2 separate regions of the Homo sapiens genome follow, and region 1 is linked to region 2. Evidence: chromatin loops called from intact Hi-C (ENCODE). Cell type or tissue: OCI-LY7. All regions are shown on one strand. Each heading gives the region's core, and the rest is flanking DNA. Links, peaks and the distances in the headings are about the cores only.

Region 1 (4,816 bases), core at 2,246-4,745, 56 kb before region 2:
CTCGTGATCTGCCTGCCTTGACCTCCCAAAGTGCTAGGATTACAGGCGTGAGCCACCACGCCCGGCCAGGAGGGTTATTTAAAAAGAGCAGCACCACCTGGCCTGGGCCCAGACTGTCCAAGCGGCCTTCACCTGAGGTGCCGGGAGAGTTCCACGGTCGCTGTGCAGGGCTCTGTGTTGCCACCTTGTACCAAGATCTACGGGAAGATAGAAACTAGGAAACATGCAGGAGAGGTGGCCAGAGGAGGGCAGGGTGTGATGTGGCCAGCAAGTGCCTGGGGCAGCAGGGATGTGCTGTGTGTTTGTTTGTGTAGGTAACATGCCCTAAGACAAATCTGAGAAACCACAGATGGGACCAGATCCCACCGTGAAAACCAAATCCTGGCAAACATCTTGGAACGTTTTCTTCTTCCCGTCTTTTGTTTTTGCTGTTTCTAGGCCGGCTTGATGATGTCACACGGCCGTGATTCTGTTGTGTGTGCAGTCTGGGCTCTCAGAGCAACTTTTTGTTTTGTTACATGTTCTTTCTGGGCACAAAGGTGCTTTTTTTTAAAAAAAGTGTGGAATAAAAATGTGTTATAGAAATTCCCAATAAACAGAATGAAACCATGTGGAATTGTGAGCCAGATAAAAGGCCACAGAAATGAGACACTTCGCCAGGATGCACGGGCTGAGGAGCCGGGGCTGTGGAGGGGTCCGCCCGTGAGCTGCCCACGGCGGGGCTGCTGGGAGCACCTCCTGTTTCCGCGTCCCGTGCCGTCTGCTGCGCTGACTGGGTGAGAGCATGAACCCTTCTTCCTCAGTTCCATGTGGTCTGAGGCTTGGGCAAGGAGTGGCCGGGGATGCAGAGAGCTCGTGTCGCTTCTCCCTCATCCACTGAAAGTGGCCTCAAAACCTGAATTGGTTTCACTTAGCCAGCGTAAGCGGGAACGGTATTTGGTCATTGTTTCTGAAAGAGGTTTCTTTCTTTTTTATTTTTAAATTACAGGGAGAAAAGGCCAGTATCTGAAACAGAGCTGTGGTATATTATGTAGAAAAATAGCAATCTGAACCGCTAACACACACAAGCCTTCATATTTGTACAGAGTCTGGTGATATGTTCCGTCTCTTCCAGGCATGCTTTTAACAGAACCTCTGGAGTTTGAGATCATAGCTCGCTCTCAGAAAAGACTCTTACTCTTTTTACATGATTTATAGTGGAATCATTGATTTAGACAAGTGGGCAGAATCGGAATACAAGGCAAAAAAGAGCCTCATCAGTATCTCAGTGACAGGCAGACATAACGTTCCCTCCCGTTCAGAAATCACTGGGCTTCCGGTCACAAGGCTGTGCCAGGGCAGCACCCCACGTGGCTGGCTCCATTCCTCCAGGCAGGTCCATTTGCTGGGTGCCTGGGTCTCGCCTCTGCACCTGCCTCTCCCACGGTGCGGCGTGCCCTGCCACACTGCCGACTCTGCTGAGGCCTCCAGGCTCCAGGATAGCCAGCACCCATCCCTTGACCCAGTGGTGCCCCTTTAGGCTGTCCCCTCAAAGTCTCAGGGCCTGGAAGGACCCCTACAGAGTGAGGAGCCAGGAAATATTTGTGAATTGTTGGCAGTGCAATTTTTACATCCCAGAGGAAGAACACAAATCTTTTAAAAAGAAAACCTCACTGGTCAGCTTCGGAAACCATGACTTTGATACTGGTGACTGAAGCACGAGCCAGGCACTCCCCTTCCTCATGTGAGTCATTCCGCTGGGTTGCAGTGAGGGCAGGTCTCTCTTTACAGAATTGTCCCAGCTCATCATGAGCAAACGGTGAGAGATGACACGTCACCATTTCACTGCAGCCCTGGTGCATTAATGCATTTAGGTCGTGATCACTAAGGAGAGAGGCGTCGCTTGCCTCTGGGTGGAAGCATGTTCCACTACCTACAAAGTAATGTCACCAAACAAATCAGACAAGAATCTAGATCTGAGTGCCCTGTTACAGAAATGCCAGGAGTCCGGGATGTTGTCAGTCAAACCCAGAGAAGGAAAGTGCCAGGACCCACCAGCAGTAACCAACAAGCCTCGCTGGGATCTTGATTCAAACAAACTTTAAACGAACAAATAGGGACTTTTTTTTTTTCTTAAGGTGGAGCCTCCCCCTGTCGCCGGCTCACTGCAGCCTGTGCCTTCCGGGCTCAAGCGGTCCTCCCACCTCAGCCTCTCCAGTAGCTGGGACCGCAGGTGTGCGCCACCAACGCCCAGCTAATTTTTTGTATTTTTTTTTTAGAGACAGGGTTTTACCATGTTGCCCAGGCTGGTCTCAAACTCCTGGGCTTAAACGATCTGCCCACCTCGGCCTCCCAAAGTGCTGGGATTCCAGGCATGAGCCACCATGCCCAGTGGAGAGCCTTCATCTTTCAGAGGCAAAGCCTGGTGGGTTTTGTGTAGAAATGACGTGCTGAGATTTGTTGTGGGACAGTTCTGAAAGTGGGTGGAGACTTTGGCAAAACAGGATTCACCTTGAGCTGATAATTATTGATCCAAGAGGTAGAATGTGTGGGATTTGTTACATTTTTATCTCTATTTTATTTGCATGTTAGAAATTTTCCATAGCAAAAACTTTAGAGATAGGAACAAAAAAATTTATGGTTCCTTTTAGCCTCCCCAAAATGGCATAGGTGTTCCAGGGTTTGCGGGCAGTGTCTGGGATGGTGTTGGAAACCACTTCACATGTGTCTGTGCACGCATCCTTGCCTTGAAAGACCCTGCTCAGATGCTGCCAGTACTCGCTGGAGTGAGAACACGGGAATGTTTTTGCCAAACAGCCTGGACCGTATCTGATTAATCTGCACGTACTTGCTTGCTGTCCTGACTTAAGTGCCGGCCGCTGACAGCCGCGTCTGTTACCAGCGCTTTCATCCATCAGGGTGTCATTTAATTAGGGGCCCACAGCCTTGTCCCTGCTCCGTGATGTGCAGGTTCAGCACAAATCCGCTTGTTCTGTGACTATCTGTGGTAGGAGAGGCATCGTGCTGTTGGTGGAGTTCTCTCTCCTAGCTCCACATAGACGCTCTGTGTGATGAGGGCCTAACTGATGACCTAGAGGGGGCAGGTGGGCTGGTCTCGCAGGTGGCCGCAGCCTGGAGTGGGGACTGCTGGGTCCTGGGCTTCCCGGGAGTCCAGTGCTCACCACACTGAAGGTCATGCTCCTGCTTTTCAGACTGGGCCAGTGCCATTCGCGTCGCAGCTCTGGACTGCATGGAAGAGAAGAACCAGGCCGTGTGCCATGACTACGACATCCACTTCTACCCCACCTTCCGGGTGAGTATCACGCGGCTGCTTGTCCGTTGAAATTCACCTTCTACCCCACCTTCCAGGTGAGCATCACGCGGCTGCTTGTCTGTTGAAATTCGCCACATCATAGTGCCTGTGTTTTCGGCTTCTCTGGCTCTCTCCTTGGAACTTCGTAGGAATTGTAGGAGCTGATGTTTGGTGGGGGCAGCTCTTGTTCCACCCTGTTGTGCTGTGGAAGTGTCTGTGGGACTGTCCACGCTCACACAGACCCGGTCACATGGAGGGGATGCGTGAAAAGACCCCCTGCAGCCTGCACGGCCAGGGGGCGCAAGGAGACCAGGACTGCGAGGGCTGGCACCCCAGCCTGAAGCCACGCGTGTGGTCCGTGTACCATGGGGCTCTCACACATGCACACTCATGCACACACACACGCACACACAGGCACAGGGCCTCTGCCTTCCCCAGCCAAAGTCAGCCCTGCAGACAAGGCTGTGCCCATTGCTCCCACTAGGGGGCGGAGGTACCTGTGACCCTGTTGCAGGCCCGTGCATAGCATGTGTGTACCTGCGGGTGCCACTGCCTCCTGCGTGCCTTGACATGGACATCTCCAGAAACGTGGGCGCCTTGGGCCCACTTCCTGGGAAGCTTTGTCAATTTGAGTAAAACTCCGTCCTTGTCAGCCCTGGTGCCTTGCTGTGTGGTGTGGTGTCATGTCATGGTGGCTTCGCTTGTATTTTGGGGGCTGTTGTTTTCACTGTGCTGGCAGCACCTGTGGTCCTGCCCTAACAGGTGCCACGCTGGGCGGCACCGGTGTCAGCCCTGCCCCAGGGCCTCTCGGGGCCTGTGTCGCACACTTGCTTGCCTGCCTCTGCGTGTGATTACGTCAGCATGGCTTCCTGTTGTATTTTGATTTTGCTTCAGACACAGTTCACACTGTGCTGTATGTAAACTTTCGGGCCCTCTTTCTGTTACTTAATGGGACATTGCCCAGATCCACTACGATGCTCATTGGATGGGATTGTCCAGTGACGTCACTCTGAGAACCAGAGCCCCCCGTTGCCAGGTGTGTGGGCTCTTCCAGGCTTTGGTGGCTTTGAACGGCGCTGCTGTGCGCCTTCCCGGGCAAGGGGAGAGCTGAGGCTGGGAGAGAAGCCACTGGGCCGCGAACCGGGTCTGTGCACAACAGACCTGCAGGGCCAGCAGTGTCAGGCAGTTTTGTGCTCGCCCAGGGACCAGTGCAGCAGGAAGCACTGGCGGCTTCGTTTGCATTTCCCTGGCGGCTGCAGTGCCAGCACATCTGGCTTTGTGGGCCGTGGGTGTCATGGGTGAAGTGTCTTCCTGTCATCTGCACGTTTCCCTCTTAGCTGGCCAGTGCTTTTCTTACCGACCTCATCTCCGCCATCATGTAACCTTGTCTCGTCGCTGTCTCTAACGTACCCTTTGATGAAGAAAGTTTTTAATGTTAACATAAGAACCTAATCATCCACTCAGAGATACTGCGTGGTGTCTCCTCCTCCTGCACATCCTCCGTGTTGTCACAGCTAACGCTAC
Region 2 (7,344 bases), core at 2,593-5,092:
ATACTCCAGACACCCCAGACACCCTAGATACTCCAGACACCCCAGATACTCCAGATACCCCAGACACCCCAGATACTCCAGACACCCCAGACACTCCAGATACTCAGACACCCCAGATACTCCAGACACCCCAGACACCCCAGATACTCCAGACACCCCAGACACCCTAGATACTCCAGACACCCCAGACACCCCAGATACTCCAGACACCCCAGACACTCGATACTCCAGACACCCCAGATACTCCAGACACCCCAGACACTCCAGACACCCCAGATACTCCAGACACTCCAGACACCCCAGACACCCTAGATACTCCAGACACTCCAGACACCCCAGATACTCCAGACACCCCAGATACTCCAGACACTCCAGACACCCCAGACACCCTAGATACTCCAGACACTCCAGACACCCCAGAGACTCCAGATACTCCAGACACCCCAGATACTCCAGACACCCCAGATACTCCAGACACCCCAGACACTTGCTCCTTTCTGAGTCTGCAGCCTCAGGGCCTTTGAGCCTGCTGTCTCCCAGCTGAACCCTCTTCTCCTCCTGCTCCCTGAGACCCTGCCCCAGGCCTCCCTGATGTGGGGTCAGTGCCTGTGACCTGCCTGGACCCCTTCTGTGTGGCCCACCTTGGGTGGAGTCACTCGAGCGTGCCGGGCCTGGGCTGTGGGGCCGGGTCCCATGGGGTCACAGTGGAAGATGCTGCGGCAGGGAAAGGGCTGAGGAGCTGAGCAGAGCTGCTGCAGATGGGAAGGCAGCGCTGGCTCGGGGGCGACAAGGAGCAGGGATGCGCGGCCTCGGCCACACACCCGGGTCTGTGTCAGGGTCTCCTGGGGCTGCTGTAACAGAGGTCTACAAACTAGGGGCTTAAAACAGCAGGACATGGATACTCTCCCCGTTCCGGAGGCCAGACAGGACATGGATCCTCTCCCCGTTCCGGAGGCCATAGTCGGAAACCAGGTGTCACAGGGACCCCTTTGAGGCTCCCTCCGAGGCTCCAGGGGGGATCCTTCCTGCCTCTTCCAGCTTCTGATGCCCCCGGCATTCCTTCGCTTGTGGCCGCATTGCTCCGTCTGTACCTCTGTCTTCACATGGCCCCTTCCTTCTGTGTCCCTCTGCCTTTCGAAGGGCACCTGCCATTAGATTTAGGTTTTACTCTAATCCAGGAGGATCTCATCTCAAAATGTTTATCTTAATCACCTCTTCAAAGACCTTTCCCAGATGTGGTCAACTCCCAGGATGCAGAGGGGCTAGGACTTGAACACACCTTTTCTGGGGGCACATCCAGCCCACTGCATCCTGGGTCTGCTGCTCCTGGGCTGACAGTGAGCTGGGGTGAAGCCCACTCCCCAGAGCCTCCAGGGTCTCACGTGTCCTCCCTCGGTGGAAAGTGGGCCGCAGCACTGTTGCCACTGTCACATGGGCCTCAGCTCTACTCTATGGGCCTCCTGCATGGGCCTCCAGGGAAGGCTCTAAGACTGTGGAATTCAGAGCAATTGCTGTCTCCAAGGAAGCCTGTAAAACTCTGGAATTCAGAGCAATTCCTCCTGACAGCCAGGTGGGCCAAGAACCTGGAGGACTCCAGGGGCGAACTGACAGCTGCATTTCCTGCTCTCCAAAGGGAAGCATTTTGTCCTCAGAGGGATGTCTCTAAGTGTCCACCAGGTGCACCTGTGCCCGGCTGCAGAGTAGCACCTGCTCCAGGTGAGTTTCGGGCTCTTTGAGCTGTCCAGGCCTCAGGAAACCACAGATGGGAGGAATGGATGATCTCGGTCTTCAGTAATGAACCCAGCAGGGTTCACGGCCGCCTCTCCTGTTATCCGAGGGGGCTGGAGGCAGTGCCTGTGTCTGCCCCAGCCCATGGCCTGACAGGCCACGCTGGCCGCTCACCTGCACCTCCTGGGGTGCGTCAGGCGCTGGGTGTGAGCAGTGGAGTGAAAAACCTGCTCAGCCACAGCGCGTCGACCTCACCAGGGCTGCGGCACACCAGAAAGAAGGACTTCCACCCCTGCCCTGACCCACACACTCTTTGCAAGTTCAGAGGCTACCTGGTCACTATGGAGCAAGGCCAGGCCGACACCTCAATGGCCTCCCTCCCCACAGTGCCAGCCCTCAATGGCCTCCCTCCCCACAGTGCCAGCGTATATGCGAGGGTCCCATCCCCGACTCGCACACCCTCAGGCTTATACATGGGGCTCCCTCATCAGACACTGTTATCAACGACCACAGAGCCCCAAGAGAAGCAGGGACCCCAGACATCTTAGCGGATTCTTATAACGATCTGTTCCCTGGGACACCAGCCCCATTTACAGATGAGTAAACTGAGCCTCTTGGGGTGATGCCACTTGCTAGAACTGCTCACACAGCAACAGGGGAGTCAGGACCAAGGCCACGCCAAGGGCCTTGATGTCAAAGGCTGTGCTTCTCCCTCTCACCCTGTCTCTCACACCCAGCACAGTGGGAGCCCCTGGAGTGTCCAACATCTCCTCCGAGACCACTGCCAGCCTCCTCAGAACAGCCTCTGAAGCTCAGACTGGGAGGCAGATTCCAGAGGTCCCCTGAGCACCCCTCACAACGGGAAGGGACCACCCTCTGCCCAGCTGTGGCTCTGTCCCAGGGCAGGGGTGGGGCCCATGGGCCCTGTTGCAGCCATGGTGAGGCTCTGCCAAGAACCTTGGGTGCCAATCCATGGGCTGGGAGCTTTCTCGTTGACCAGGGAGGCAGGCCAGTCCAAGGGGCTCCTGGGTGGTGTCAAATTGCATGGAATGGAAATTAGACCTCAAGCAGCCTCTGCCTCTGAGACGGGAGATTCTTTGTTTGCTCTTAGTGGGTAAATTCCAGCCCCTTGGCCTCTCCCCTGCGATTCTGCTGACTTAATTTGGGCTTTTGTCTGGGGCGGCCCCCGGAGGGGATTACCCGAGGGTCCTATTACAGTTCCCAAGTCTGGCCCTGCTAATGAGTTCAGGGGCAGGTGGCAAGGTGAGCTCCAGGGTGTTTCCATGTCACCCTGGGAACAGCATCTGCAGGGCTTGGCCCAGGTGCTGAGAGCGCTTCCTGGGTGCCGGCTGAGCAGACACAGGGCTGGGTTGGCCATGGCCAGGAGAGCCAGGTGACCACACAGGCAGTGCCCCTGGGTTACAGGGCTGACAGACCAGCAGACAGGCGGGCAAACAAGCCACATACCAGGAAGAGACTTTGACCTGGTTATGAGGGCTCTGAAGAAAAGGAGGTGGGAAGAGACGAGAGAGGGCCTGTCTGGGGCAGAGACGTGGGCCAGGGAGGGCCTCCCCTGGGTGGGGGACATTTAAACGGAAGCTTTGATGCCTCACTGGAACCACCCCTGTGTGGGTCACTGAAGAGGCCTTGCAGCCACAGAACACAGCAAGTGCTAAGGCCCTGAGGCTGGCAGGAGCCGTCGTGCCCAGGAGTGGGAAGGAGGCTGCCACATGGAGGAGACAGAGGCGCCCAGAACACAGGGGGATGGGTGGGAGCTGGCGGGAGAGGACAGGGTCTGAGGCTCGGTGGGGACCTAAGTAGAAGGGGCTAGGCAGGGAGTGACCTCATCTGATTGGCTGTGTCACCCAGGCCCGTGGGGAAGATGGATGGGGCAGAAAGGGGCATCCACAGGATCTGCAGGGGTCCCAGGGCCATGTCAGCATGGGGCCACCAGGTGGGAGGGGAGCTGCCCTGGGGCCAGTGTGGGGTCCTCTGTGGCTGACCAGAGGGTGGGCGGGCAGCCTCTGCAATGAGATGGGGCTGTAGGGTATGCCTGAGCCCAGGTGCCAGCCAGGGGGCAGCACAGGCCCCCAGCGATGGGGGGACTGGGCTGCGCCAGGTGGGCTCCACTTCACAGAAGAGGAAACGGAGGGTCAGGGAGGGTCAGAGGCAGTGCCCTGGTGACACAGCAGGGGGGCCCAGCCAGGATCAAACCCCTGCCCGGGATGCCAACCTGCCCTAGTGACCACCAGTGCTGGGGCCCACCTCTCTGGGGGTTCCCGATCTGGGTTGGCACCCCTGCCCCTGCTGGGTCTACAGAGGGGAGCTCAGCCCGGGCACAGCCGGGTCCCCCATCGCTGGGCGGCCTCTACTGCCCCCTGGCTGCCACTCTGGCCCAAGCAGCATCAACTCGACCAACTATAACCTCGAGACTGTCTGGGCCCAACCTGGGATTTTGCAAACAGGTTCACCAAATTGTCAATTAAGTGAAAATCAATCTCCAGCCATTCATCACAGGCTGCTGGGGCCGCGCACAGGCCGCCATCGATCGGGGCCCCTGGGGAGCGATTGAGGCCAAGTGCAGCCCACATCTGCTGCATCAGGGCAGACGCCACGATCCATCATCCCAAACAGCCGAGGCGCCCACCCGGGGGCCCGGGCTTGCCCAGGAGGGAGGGCGGGTGGAAGGGGCACAGCGCCCTTGGAACCTTTCAATGCTCTGGCCACAGTGCCGGATCCCTGAAAGCCCCTTCCCTCTCCATCAGGCCCCATGGCCCTGTCCTCCCCGTCTCACCCAGCCCTTCTCCCAGTGACAGGGGTGGGGGCACTCTGAGGTCTCTCTATGAAGGGCCATTGCTCTGACGCCGTGGCAGGGGCTGGGGGAAGCAAGGTGGAGGAATCTGGTCCTCTCCCCGTCCTCAGCCTCCCCTCTCTGTTTGACCTTTCGGGAGAGCCCCCTCTGCCTGGCTGTGCACACTGGGCACCCTGACCTCTCTTCTCTTTCACTATTGTTTGTCCCCTCCTCTCCCAACCTGGCACAAGGCTGTGAGCCTGCAAGGCACCTTAAATGCACTGGGCCGAGCTTCAGGGCCTCCCCCTCTGTGAGGTCAAAGTCCAGTGAGGCCCCATCTAGGGTGTCAGTGCCCAGACAGCAGGGCTGGGATGCTCCCCCGAGGACAGAGCACTCCTCCATAACTTCCGCAAGAGTCCCTGCACATGCGGGGAAAACGGCCCAGAAATGCCCAGATTTCCAGAATTTCTTTGCAGTGGAGCCTGCAGCTTGTCACTTTGATGCCCTCCTGCAGACAGCCCCCCAGGCCCCTCATGCAGGGGCTCCACCAGCTCAGACTTCTGGACCCTCCCCGCAGGCTTTCAGGGGCTGAACATAGGGCTGGGACGTGCCATCAGTCCCGTGTGGGCTGTAGCCCAGTAAGCTGATGGAGCCTCGGGGAGAAGGGCCCCTTCTGAGCACCAGGTCTAGGGCTGACTGGCCACCTGGGTGTCCTCGTTGGACAGAAGAGGACGTGGAGGGGAGAGCTTCCAGCCCCTCTTCCTGGGCTTCATTGAGGTGGAGACCAGCAAGGGCTGGTCACTGCCAGCGTCCCCTCCTCTCCTTGCCCCCTCCTTGGCCACAGGAGTCCAGCTGGACATGAGGGCTGTTCCACGAGAGCCAGAAAGCAGCAGGGTCACATGGGACAAGGGCCTTCAAAGTGTTGAGACCTGCCGACCTTCCAGTTGCACTTCTGGGGTCAATTCACGCCAGCCATCTGGCCTACGTGGCTCAGACACTGCAGAAGGAGGCAGAGAGGACAAGCTGCCCGACCCTCATGGTGCTAAGGCAATTGTCATCAGTCTGAGGGCGAGAAAAGCCTTTTGCGTGAAGGCATCCTGGGAGCATCATTCATTCATTCATCAAGAAATAGTTATTAAACCCTTAAGGGACTGTTGCTTCCAATCATGATGAAATAACAGGGGCTGCATTTGCTCTCGTGCTAAGATGTACAGAATACACGGTTTTCTGACACCGAAAGCCAGGCGGCATAGTACAGTGATCCCTGAGAGATGGGAAGCGAGGGAGGCAGCCCTACAGTGGCTCCAGCTCACTGCCAGGCCTCAAGGTAGGAAGGGGAAACCCAAAGAGAGTCCCCATTCCTGCAAGTTGACAAAACAAAGTTGAAAAGTTGGGGAGACCAGGACAAAGAGCCGGAGGGGAGAGAGCTGGGTGAAAGGAGAGAGTTGTACAGAGAGAGGGAGAGCTCCAGAGACCGGCAGGGGGGTCCCCTCCGCTCAGCAGCCGAGGACTGACCAGCCCATGCATGTGAGGACACCACCCGAGGCTGGGAAAGGACCACAGGGGAGTCGCAGAGGGAGCAGTCCTTGTAACTATATGGGGCTGAGAGTAGTTCATGCCGCCATCAGCCACAGTGAAAAGACCCCATAACACATGGGGTATCGGGTGGAGTACCCTGCAGGGTATTGTTTTAGGACAGGGGCAAAATTAGCCCTGAACAGAAGGTGCTCTAGTCTAACATGATAACAACACTCAAGGTCGAGCCTCCGAAGGATCAAACCCTTTCCAGTAATTTAACAATGGGTGAAACAAAGCTCAAGAATATTTACAGGAATACGGCCGGGCGCGGTGGCTCACGCCTGTAATCCCGGCACTTTGGGAGGCCGAGGCGGGTGGATCACGAGGTCAGGAGATCAAGACCATCCTGGCTAACACGGTGAAACCCCGTCTCTACTAAAAATACAAAAAAAATTAGCCAGGCGTGGTGGCGGGCACCTGTAGTCCCAGCTACTCAGGAGGCTGAGGCAGGAGAATGGCGTGAACCCGGGAGGTGGAGCTTGCAGTGAGCCGAGATCGCACCACTGCACTCCAGCCTGGGCGACAGAGTGAGACTCTATCTCAAAAAAAAAAAAAAATATTTATAGGAATACAAAAGTATCCAGCACACAACAAGATACAATTCACTGCCGGGCGCGGTGGCTCACATCTGTAATCCCAGCACTTTGGGAGGCCAAGGTGGGTGGATCACAAGGTCAGAAGATGGAGACCATCCTGGCTAACACGGTGAAACTCCGTCTCTACTAAAAATACAAAAAATTAGCTGGGCGTGGTGGTGGGCACCTGTAATCCCAGCTACTCAGGAGGCTGAGGCAGGAGAATGGCTCAAACCCGGGAGGCGGAGGTTGCAGTGAGCCGAAACTGTGCCACTGCACTCCAGCCTGGGCGACAGAGCGAGACTCAGTCTCAAAAAAAAAAAAAAAAAAAAAAGATACAATTCGCAATGTCTGGCATCCAAACAAAAATGATCAGGCCTGGAAAGCAGCAGGAGAAAAAGAACCCATCCTGAGATCAACCAATACAATTACTCAGAATGGCACAGATGAGCGGGTTCATCAGGGACATTAAGCTGTTCATATAGCCACGTTCCGTAGGTTCAAGAAGGCAGAGGGAAGATGGAGCATGTTAAAGACAGACATGGAAGACTTCAATCAAATTCTTTTTTTGTTTTTTTTTTGTTTGTTTGTTTTTTGAGACAGAGTCTTGCTCTGTCGCCCAGGCTGAAGTGCAGGGGTGCAATCTTGGCTCACTGCAACCTCTGCCTCCTG

What was found. Peaks named below come from ENCODE experiments on the same cell type or tissue, not always from the same donor. Only the 100,000 strongest peaks of a DNase experiment are listed, where the experiment ranks them.
Region 1: a loop joins it to region 2, with 6 times the contacts of the local background. A loop is called at or near these places in 8 of 110 quality-filtered maps.

The regions. Positions count from the first base shown.
Region 1 is chr9:136,225,250-136,230,065 of GRCh38, reverse strand. It overlaps QSOX2 (quiescin sulfhydryl oxidase 2), which reads left to right. Exons shown (of 12, transcript NM_181701.4): 2 at 3,192-3,292. Among named protein-coding and RNA genes, the nearest start is that of QSOX2, 18 kb to the left of the region's middle. RefSeq lists enhancers at 742-1,941, 4,022-4,241, 4,372-4,451, 4,632-4,681. In OCI-LY7, for the core only: CTCF peaks have their summits at 3,569 and 3,782 (motif pointing right); DNase peaks (open chromatin) are centred at 3,795, 4,135 and 4,545; H3K4me3 peaks cover 1,356 bases; H3K27ac peaks cover 2,500 bases.
Region 2 is chr9:136,167,220-136,174,563 of GRCh38, reverse strand. No RefSeq gene overlaps it. Among named protein-coding and RNA genes, the nearest start is that of LHX3, 34 kb to the left of the region's middle. RefSeq lists enhancers at 4,167-4,817, 4,818-5,469. In OCI-LY7, for the core only: CTCF peaks have their summits at 3,915 and 4,126 (motif pointing left); a DNase peak (open chromatin) is centred at 4,103.